Regions from separate parts of the Homo sapiens genome. Here region 1 is linked to region 2. Evidence: read pairs that join two places in POLR2A ChIA-PET (ENCODE). Cell type or tissue: MCF 10A. All regions are shown on one strand. Links, peaks and the distances in the headings refer to the core of each region. The heading gives the core; the rest is flanking DNA.

Evidence for each region. Peaks named below come from ENCODE experiments on the same cell type or tissue, not always from the same donor. Only the 100,000 strongest peaks of a DNase experiment are listed, where the experiment ranks them.
Region 1: POLR2A ChIA-PET joins it to region 2 with 11 read pairs; 5 of 35 experiments call an interaction of 5 or more read pairs at or near these places.

Annotation. Positions count from the first base shown.
Region 1 is chr3:72,721,843-72,726,287 of GRCh38, forward strand. It overlaps a transcript of SHQ1 not described here. Among named protein-coding and RNA genes, the nearest start is that of SHQ1, 120 kb to the right of the region's middle. In MCF 10A, for the core only: no CTCF peak of the experiment used is centred there; DNase peaks (open chromatin) are centred at 1,719 and 2,429.
Region 2 is chr3:72,485,387-72,489,831 of GRCh38, forward strand. No RefSeq gene overlaps it. Among named protein-coding and RNA genes, the nearest start is that of RYBP, 41 kb to the left of the region's middle. RefSeq lists enhancers at 1,790-2,307, 2,308-2,825. In MCF 10A, for the core only: no CTCF peak of the experiment used is centred there; a DNase peak (open chromatin) is centred at 2,135.

The sequences.
Region 1 (4,445 bases), core at 1,337-3,836, 240 kb after region 2:
GTCACAGCAGCCTGCTTTGTCTGGAATCACAACCCTCCCTTATTCTCCTTAAGATCTCGGCTTAAGTCATTTCCTCGGGGAATTTTCCTAAACATAGACTTGATCAGATTCCCTTGTAAGCACTCTAAGGTGGCTTTCGGCAGGCTCCCCTCCTGGCACATCTTACAACTTGGATGAACCACTTCACTGTGTAATTAGTTGTGAAAGTCTGGCTCCCTAACTGGAATGTAAACTCCCTGAGAGAATGGAGGGCCTGTTTTACTCATCATTGGATACCTGGGGCCCAACAGGAAGGAAGGAAGGAGGAAGGAAGGAAGGAAGGAAGGAAGGAAGGAAGGAAGGAAGGAGAGAGAGAAGGGAGAAAGGAGAAGGGAGGGAAGGAGGGAGGGAGGAAGAAAGAGAGAGGAAGGGAGGAAGGGAGGAAGGGAGGGAGGGTGCTGTCACCCATGCCACCTGTAATCCCAGCACTTTGGGAGGCCAAAACGGGAGGATTGCTTGAGCTCCGGAGTTCAAGACTGGCTTGGTCAACATAGGGAGAGGCCTCATCTCTACTAAAGATTTTTTTAAAAATTTGGCCGGGCGTGGTGGCTCACACCTGTAATCTCAGTACTTTGGGAGGCCGAGGTGGGCGGATCACGAGGTCAAGAGATCGAGACCATCCTGGCCAACATGGTGAAACCCCGTCTCTACTAAAAAATACAAAAAATTAGCCAAGCATGGTGGCATGTGCCTGTATTCCCAGCTACTCAGGAGGCTGAGGCAGGGGAATCTCTTGAACCCGGGAGGCAGAGGTTGCAGTGAGCTGGGATCGCACCACTGCACTCTAGCCTGGCAACAGAGGGAGACTCTGTCTCAAAAAATATATATATATATATTAGCCAGGCATGGTGGCACATGCCTGTTGCCCCAGCTACTCATGAGGTTAAGGTGGGAGGATCGCTTAAGCCTGGGAGGTCCAGGCTGCAGTGGGCTGTGATCATGCACTGCACCCCAGAGTGAGATCCTGTCTGGAAAAAAAAAATAGAAAAAGAAAAAGAAGGAAAGGAGTAAGAGGTGTGGCATTCTTGGCTCTACAGGACACAGAATTTCTGCACTTGGGGCTCTCACTGTGCCCAGTTCTGGCCAAGAGCCTGGCAGAGCCATCTGTGTTCCAGGAAGCTCATATGAACACAGGCTACCCAGTCCTTGCAACGCCAGAGGGGTGGGGCCTGCACGCCCATGGCCGAGGGCTACATTCACCCTCACCACGTTTTGTTTGGCTCTTGGAATTTAAATTCATTGTCAACAGTCATGTTTTAATAGTCCAGACTTTCCAGTTCCTGGTAGAATATCATTAGGCCCAAGAGGCACCACTTGGCTACCACCAAGGAGCAGCTATTTCTCAAGTTCCCCCTGCTGACAGAGATGGATTGTCAGCTGCCCTTTATCCTGATGTTTTCCTCACACCCAACCCACTCCACACCCCTCTCCCCAGTCCTGTAGGTAAACCCTGAGTTTTTTACCACGGCACTGAGGTCTCCAAGAGCCAATGAGGTCATCGAAAGAAAACATAATGAGCATGACTTTGGTTCCCCCTCAAACACACCCTGCCTACCCTTGCACTGAAATTTAATAATGTCCCCTCTACTTTCAGAATTCACCAGGAGGGACTCCCCACACATTGTGAAAAACTTAATCATCTCAGAAATCTAAATTCAACTGTTGCTGAATGAGTCATTTATTGTATTTCTTAGTCCCCTTCCACATAGAAACCTAAAGAATGTCCTCTCAGCTTTCATGGAAGAAAATGCTTCTCTCTCCTCGTGATCTGCTGTGCCTTATTTTATTAGCCAATCAGAACTCAGATGCTTATTCGTTGTTTTCTTTCTTTCCTTTTTTTTCTTTTTTTTAAAGCTTTGGCTACCACAAAGCTCAGAGCTAAATTCTGAGCTTGCTTCTAGGTACATTCATTCTTTAGTTTCTGGTTTTCTGGCAACTTAGATCCTTTGTTTACTCTTCCCTCATTCCCCTCTTTGAGAATTATTTCTCCCTGCCCAGAGCCCCATCCTTACTTTTTTTTTTTTTTTTTTTTTGAGACAACATCTCACTCCGTCACACAGGCTGGAGTGCAGTGGCATGATCTCGGCTCTCTGCAAGCTTCGCCTCCTGGGTTCAAGTGATTCTCCTGCCTCAGCCTCCCGAGTAGCTGGGACTACAGGCGCCTGCCACCACACTCGGCTAATTTTTATATTTTTATTAGAGAAGGGGTTTCACCACGTTGGCCAGGCTGGTCTCGAACTCCTGATCTCACGTGATCCGCCCACCTCGGACTCCCAAAGTGCTGGCATTGAAGGCCTGAGCCACCGTGCCCAGCCCCCATCCTTACTTAAGAACAACTAGGAGGTGGAGTGTGACTCAATTCCACCCTGGCCATAGCTGATTGGTCCAGGAGTGGACTCCTGGCTCAAGCCAGTTCCTGAGTCCTTACCTGAGGCGTGTTGGCACTGAGAGATGAGTCACCCTTGAGATGCCAGACTACAGAAGTCAATTTCACAAATTTCAGGAGTAGTCGGCAGCTGTGTTCCACAACATGGACTGGGTCACAAACAGTATAAAGAAAACCGGCAATGGGGATGGAGAAATCGCCCTCCCAGTTTCAAGCCCAGCTCTGTTCCTCCCCCTGGCTTCCCTGAGACACTGTTGCTGTTCTTTAATATATCCCTCCTTTTGTTTAAGCTACCTTGAGTTGGGTTTCTAAACTTGTTTTTTTTTTTGAGACGGCGTCTCACTCTGTTGCCCAGGCTGGAGTGCAGTGGCGCGATCTCGGCTCACTGCAAGCTCCGCCTCCCGGGTTCACGCCATTCTCCTGCCTCAGCCTCCCGAGTAGCTGGGACTACAGGCGCTTACCACCATGCCCAGCTAATTTTTTTTGTATTTTTAGTAGAGACAGGGTTTCACCTTGTTAGCCAGGATGGTTTCGGTCTCCTGACCTCGTGATCCGCCCGCCTTGGCCTCCCAAAGTGCTGGGATTACAGGCGTGAGCCACCGCACCCAGCTGGGTTTCTAAACTTTTTAACTGGTAACGGAAACTATGTTGTTTGCTGTTTGAAGTCCTCAAAAAACCGGGTGCGGTGGCTCACGCCTGTAATCCCAGCATGGTGGGAGGCCAAGGTGGGCGGATTGCTTGACTTCAGGAGTTCAAGACCAGCCTGGGCAACATAGCAAAAAGCCATCTCTACAAAAAATACAAAAATTGGCAGAGCAAGATGGCATGCACCTGTGTTCTCAGTTACTCAGGAGGCTAAGGTGGAAGGATTAGTTGCACCCAGGGAGGTCGAGGCGGTAGTGAGCCGTGATGGTACCACTGCCCTCTAGCCTGGTGGCAGAGCAAGACCTCTGTCTCAAGTAAATACATAAATAAATCCTCAAAAATAAAAATTGAACACTGCACCACGCACACTCAGGCTTTATTCAGCCTCTCCAAACTGGCCTCTGCACTCTCTTCCCTCATTCTCCTCCAGCATGGCAGCCTCCTTGCTATCCTCCTGATTCTCTGAGCTCCCATGCAGCCCAGGGCCTTTGCACTTGCTGCTCGCTCTGTGGAAAGTTCTCATCCTGGGGCCTCACAGGGCTGCTTCTTTCTTGTCCCCTCATCTCCTCAGAGAGGCCTTTCCCAACCGCACATCCTGGAGTTGCCCCCACCCCACTCCTCCGTTTCACTTCGTCCTGCTCATTTTCTTCACCATCTTTATCACTCTGAAATTATCTTAATGACTTGCTTGTTTACCTATGCCAGGTGTACACGCACACACTCAAATCTAACCTCTATGAAGTCACAGCTGTAAGCCCAGCCACGAGCACAGTGCCTGGGACACCGGAGGTACTCAGTAGATGCTTGTTGAATGAATAAATGTTCTTTGCAGTACAGAGTCCAAGTAATACCTCAGGTGTCAACCTCACATGGTTCTTGAGTTCCTCAGTATTTGTTTTACTGCTCTTTGTCTGTCCTGGCTGTTAGACTCCCCAGAGCCTTTCTGGAATGGGCAGAAGAAAAAAATAAGAGAATTTACTTAACAAATACTATGTACTAGGTATGTTTCTAAGCACTTTACGCATATTATTTAACCCTCCCAACAATCGTGTGAGGGCTAATAACGTAATATGATAGCTGGGTGGGGTGATGCAGCTATAGTCCCAGCTACTCAGGAGGCCAAGGCAGGAGGATTGCTTGAGCCCCAGAGTTTGAGACCAGCCTGAGAAAAACATTAAGATCCAGTCTCTACCAAAAAGAAATGTAGTACTATTATCACCATATGTTACAGATAAAGAAACTGAGGCACCAGGAGTGAAGTCACTGTTCCAAGGCCACCAGCCTATAAAGGCATAGCAAAGACTCCCGCCCAGGGAGTCAGATTTTAAGCCTGGGCCTGTGACCTCTCAGCCAGGCCGCCTCCCAGGCAAGTGGG
Region 2 (4,445 bases), core at 829-3,328:
CCATCAGATCTCGTGATACTTACTAACTACCTCAAGAACAGTATAGGGGAACCACCCCCATGATTCAATTATCACTACCTGGCCCCATCCTTGATACACGGGGATACAGAGATACAGCCAAACCATATCACATAATTCACACACACATACATACCACACACACCGTGTATCTGGAGGTGAAACATTATTTCAAAACAGCTCAAAATATTATACTGGCTCTATCTGTCAGGATGCTTTGATTGTAAGCAACAGAAACTGCCTCTACTGATCTAGGCAGAACGGGAATTTCTTGGAAGGATATTAGAGAGCACACTAGAGCAAAGGAATGGCTAAAAAGTCAGGCTTGGAGCCATTAGGCACCCAGCCTCTCCAGGAGGTTCTTGGCAGCAGAAAATGCTCAACAATCTCACTGAGCTGCTGTGGCTGGAATGAGAACACTCCAAGTGTTCTCTGCTTTGGGCCTGAATCCATGATTGAGATTTCAGGGAGGGAGTCCCCATTGGCCTTGCTGGCAGTCATGCACTGGGGAGGAAGGGCTGGCCTGGCTAACCATTCCACTAGACAATTTGGAAGATGGACCAGCAGCTGGGCAGATGACAAACAACGAAGGTCTTTGCATTTCTTGAGAATGATGACAGCCAACCACTGAGGCTGTGACAACACTTATAAAAAAAATCCCCCTTTCTCTTCTATCCATTTCTCTCACACGCTGAAGCTGCTCCACAGGATTTCTCCCTACAGTTATACGCAAACCTCACCCAACATCCACTCTTTTATACCCCGGCTGTGCAAAATGTATTCAGAGAACCAGCAGCATTTATAATCTCCAAATGTAATCTGTATAAAGCCAGCGTGCCCATGGGTTCAGCTTCAACATGGTGAAGTAGTATCATAATGTATTAGTCCACTCCTTACACTGCTAACAAAGACATACCTGAGACTGGGTAATTTATAGAGGAAAGAGGTTTAATTGACTTAATCTAGCAAGTTGGGAGCTTGCTAGAAATGTAGAATCTCAAACCTCACCCTAGACCTACCAAATCAGAATCTGCATTTTAACAATATCCCAGGTGGCTCTGATGCACGTGAAGTTTAAGAATCACTCATGGATACACTCTCTTCCTCTCTCCATTTCTTTTTTTTTTTTTTTTTCTTTGAGACAGGGTCTCACTCCTTTGCCCCAGCTGTAGTGCAGTGGTGCAATCATGGCTCACTGCAGCCTTGACCTCCCTGGGCTCCGGTGATCCTCCCACCTCAGCCTCCTGAATAGCTGGGACCACAGGCATGCGCCACCATACCTAGCTAATTTTTATCTTTCTTGTAGAAATAGGGTTTTGCCATGTTGCCCAGGCTGGTCTCAAACTCCTGGGCTCAAGTGATTTGCCTGCTTAGTCCTCCCAAAGTGCTGGGACTACAAGTGTAGAGCCACCGTGCCGGCCTTCCATTCCTTAATTATACAGATCAATCTAGTCTCTCACCAGCCTAAACAAATCCTTCCTCTGTAGCAAGAGGAAAGAGATGGGCTATCAATGACAAGGTTGCCTCTGGTGGGGTGATAGAAGAAATGTGAACATTTGCAGGCTCATAATTGTCTTGTAAACAAGGGTAAAGCAGACACAGTCTGTGACCTCAGCGAGCTCAGGTTCTGGAGGGAAAAGCTGGTCAGCCGGTCCAAATGGATATTGAGGTCTTCCAAGGCAGCATGGCATGGTTCTCAGGGCTAAACTGACTCTAGAACCGCTTGCTCTAGGGGAGGATCCTGGGGACAGAGGGACGGAATGGTAAATTAAGTTTCATTGGGCTGCACAGATCAGTTTGGAAGTCCTGTGGTCCTTTGAGTCCTCTCTGAAATGCAATGCTAGACAACAGTGCCAGGGTACTCAGGGTTGGTCTGTCTCCTCCTCCAAGAGAGCAAAGAAGGAACCAGGCCCAGGGACTCACCCAGAGGGGGCTTGGGAGCCAGTAAAATGAAAAACGTTGAATGTAGAGTTCCGAACGGTCTGGAATCCAGGTATTAATCTGTTGGTCCGTCATCATATTGGTCTTTGCAACATACAAACAAATCAAGCACGAGATTTCCCCCAAAGTTAGCAAGCTCCTGTGAGTCATTTCTCAGGAACTTGGTGGCAGACACTTGGCTGAAGGCAGCTGTGAGGAGGAATGTCCGTGGAGGGGGGTGGGGGGCGGTGGTGGCCACAGTCACGGGAGTGGCTGTGTGGGCGTGACTGTAGCTGGGACTGCTGGGCTATGAAGCTGTGGCTGTGTCTGTAGCTGGGGGTGGGGCTGTGGCCATGGCTGTGGCCACCAGCCTCACAGCAGTAGCCATAACAAAAGGAGGAGCTGCTGACTGGCCTCATCTCAGTGACCACATGGCATCATTCAAAGATTCGTGCTCCTGGTCCCTCAACGCAGGTAGAACTTTTGGCAGAGTCGGGGGAAACTGAGCTAAAGGCAGTGACAGGTTGTACCTACTTGGGCCATGGACCCTGAGGAACCTGAAAAAGATGAGGGAAGAGGTCCCTATCACACACTTTGGTGTTTTGTGGCTGCTGGTGGCAGTGGGGTCTGGCATGAGGGTGACCTGCAACCACACGCACCCAGCTCCTAGGTTCCTGGAGCTGACAGCGTCTGTGGCAGAGGGGCTTGACATGAGGATGCTGTCCCCAACTCCTCTGGTCCTACCCAACATTTTCCTGCAAGGTGGCCCTAACCAACCCCACCCGCATCATTCAAATCCGTGCTTGAAGGGACAACACCATCTCACCCTCTTCCTCATTTTCCATCTTTCTCAGTCCTTGCTGTTCACAGAATAGTCTCCTCTCTTCATCAGCCAGAAACAAACAAAATGCCTGTGCGAACCGATGCTGTGGTTTCACCAGCTTGGTCCTTCCACAAACAGCAAAACTCAGAGTTCAGTTTAGGTGCCTTCCCATCACCCCTACTAGAACACTTTGTCTCAGTAGCCACTGAGTTAACAGTTGTGAAAGCTTTTAGAGAAAGATACATTCTTGTGCTCTTGAAAGAGTATGATTTACATTTCTTTGACATTCTCCAGTTTCAAAAGCCACTTGCAAATGCCAGTACTTCGAAGCTTTATTTCTGTACCTACAAAGAAAGGCACCTCTCATAAAAGAGCTTTTTAAACCATGGCACTTTAGGAAGGTAGAACCTAAGAGGCACAAAACCATAATGATAAACAAACAAATCGGTTTGTGAAGTAGCTCAGGCCATGGTCCCTACTATTCTAGGGCCTCTTCATCTATGCTGATGGCGTAAGTTTACTGAGCATTTATTTGGTGTCAGGTACTCTTCTAAGCACCTTACCTGAATCATCTCATGTGATACTTACAGGAACTCTAGAACTCTAGACCAGTGATTTTCCTTTCTTTTTTTTTTAAGAGACAGGGTTGCTCGCTCTGTCACCCAGGCTGGAGTCCAGTGGCGTGGTCGTGACTCACTGTAACCTCAAATTCTTGGACTCAAGTGATTCTCTTGCCTCAGCCTCCCAAGTAGCTAGGACTACAGATGTGAGCCCCCGTGCCTGGCTAATTTTTAATTTTCATGTAGAGACAAGATCTCCCTATGTTGCCCAGTCTGGCCTCAAGTGATCCTCCCACCTCGGCCTCCCAAGTCACTGGGATTATAGGCATGAGCCACTGTGCTAGACCAGAGATTTTCAATTAGGGGTTATTTTGCCCCTTACGCAGGGGATATTTGGCAATGTCTGGAGACATTTTTGTGTGGTACAACTAGGGGGGATGCTATTGGCATTAAGTGCGTAGAGGCCGGGGATGCTGCTTAAACAACCTATGGTTCTTGGGACGGCCCCACACCAAAGAATTATCCAGGCCCTACTGCAATAGTGTCCAGGTTGAGAAGTCCTGCTCTCAGAGATAGGGATTATTATTCACCCCATTTTCCAGATGAAGACACAGAAGTACAGAGAGGTACTTCAAGATACTTAGGTTTATAAGCAAATATAATCAGCAAAAATGAGTGTTGGCAAAAGATTGAGAAAAGTTTGCCAATATATATATTTTTAATTTTTTATTTTTTCGAGACAGAGTCTCCCTGTCACCCAGGCTGGAGTGCAGTGGCCTGATCTCAGCTCACCGCATCCTCCACCTCCTGGGTTGATTCTCTGCCTCTGCCTCCCAAGTAGCTGGGATTACAGGCGTGCACCACCCACACCCAACTAATTTTTGTATTTTTAGTAGAGACAGGGTTTCACTATATTGGCCAGGCTGGTCTCAAACTCCTGACCACAAGTGACCCACCCACCTTGGCTTCCCAAAGTGCTGGGATTACAGGCATGAACCACCACACCTGGCCAAGTTTGCCAATATTTGGAATGAACTAAGAGTAGGAGGAAAAGAGAAGCCATTCGTTCTATCTCTGTTCTGTAATTTTCTGTTTTTGTATAACATTAATCTGTGGATCCTACT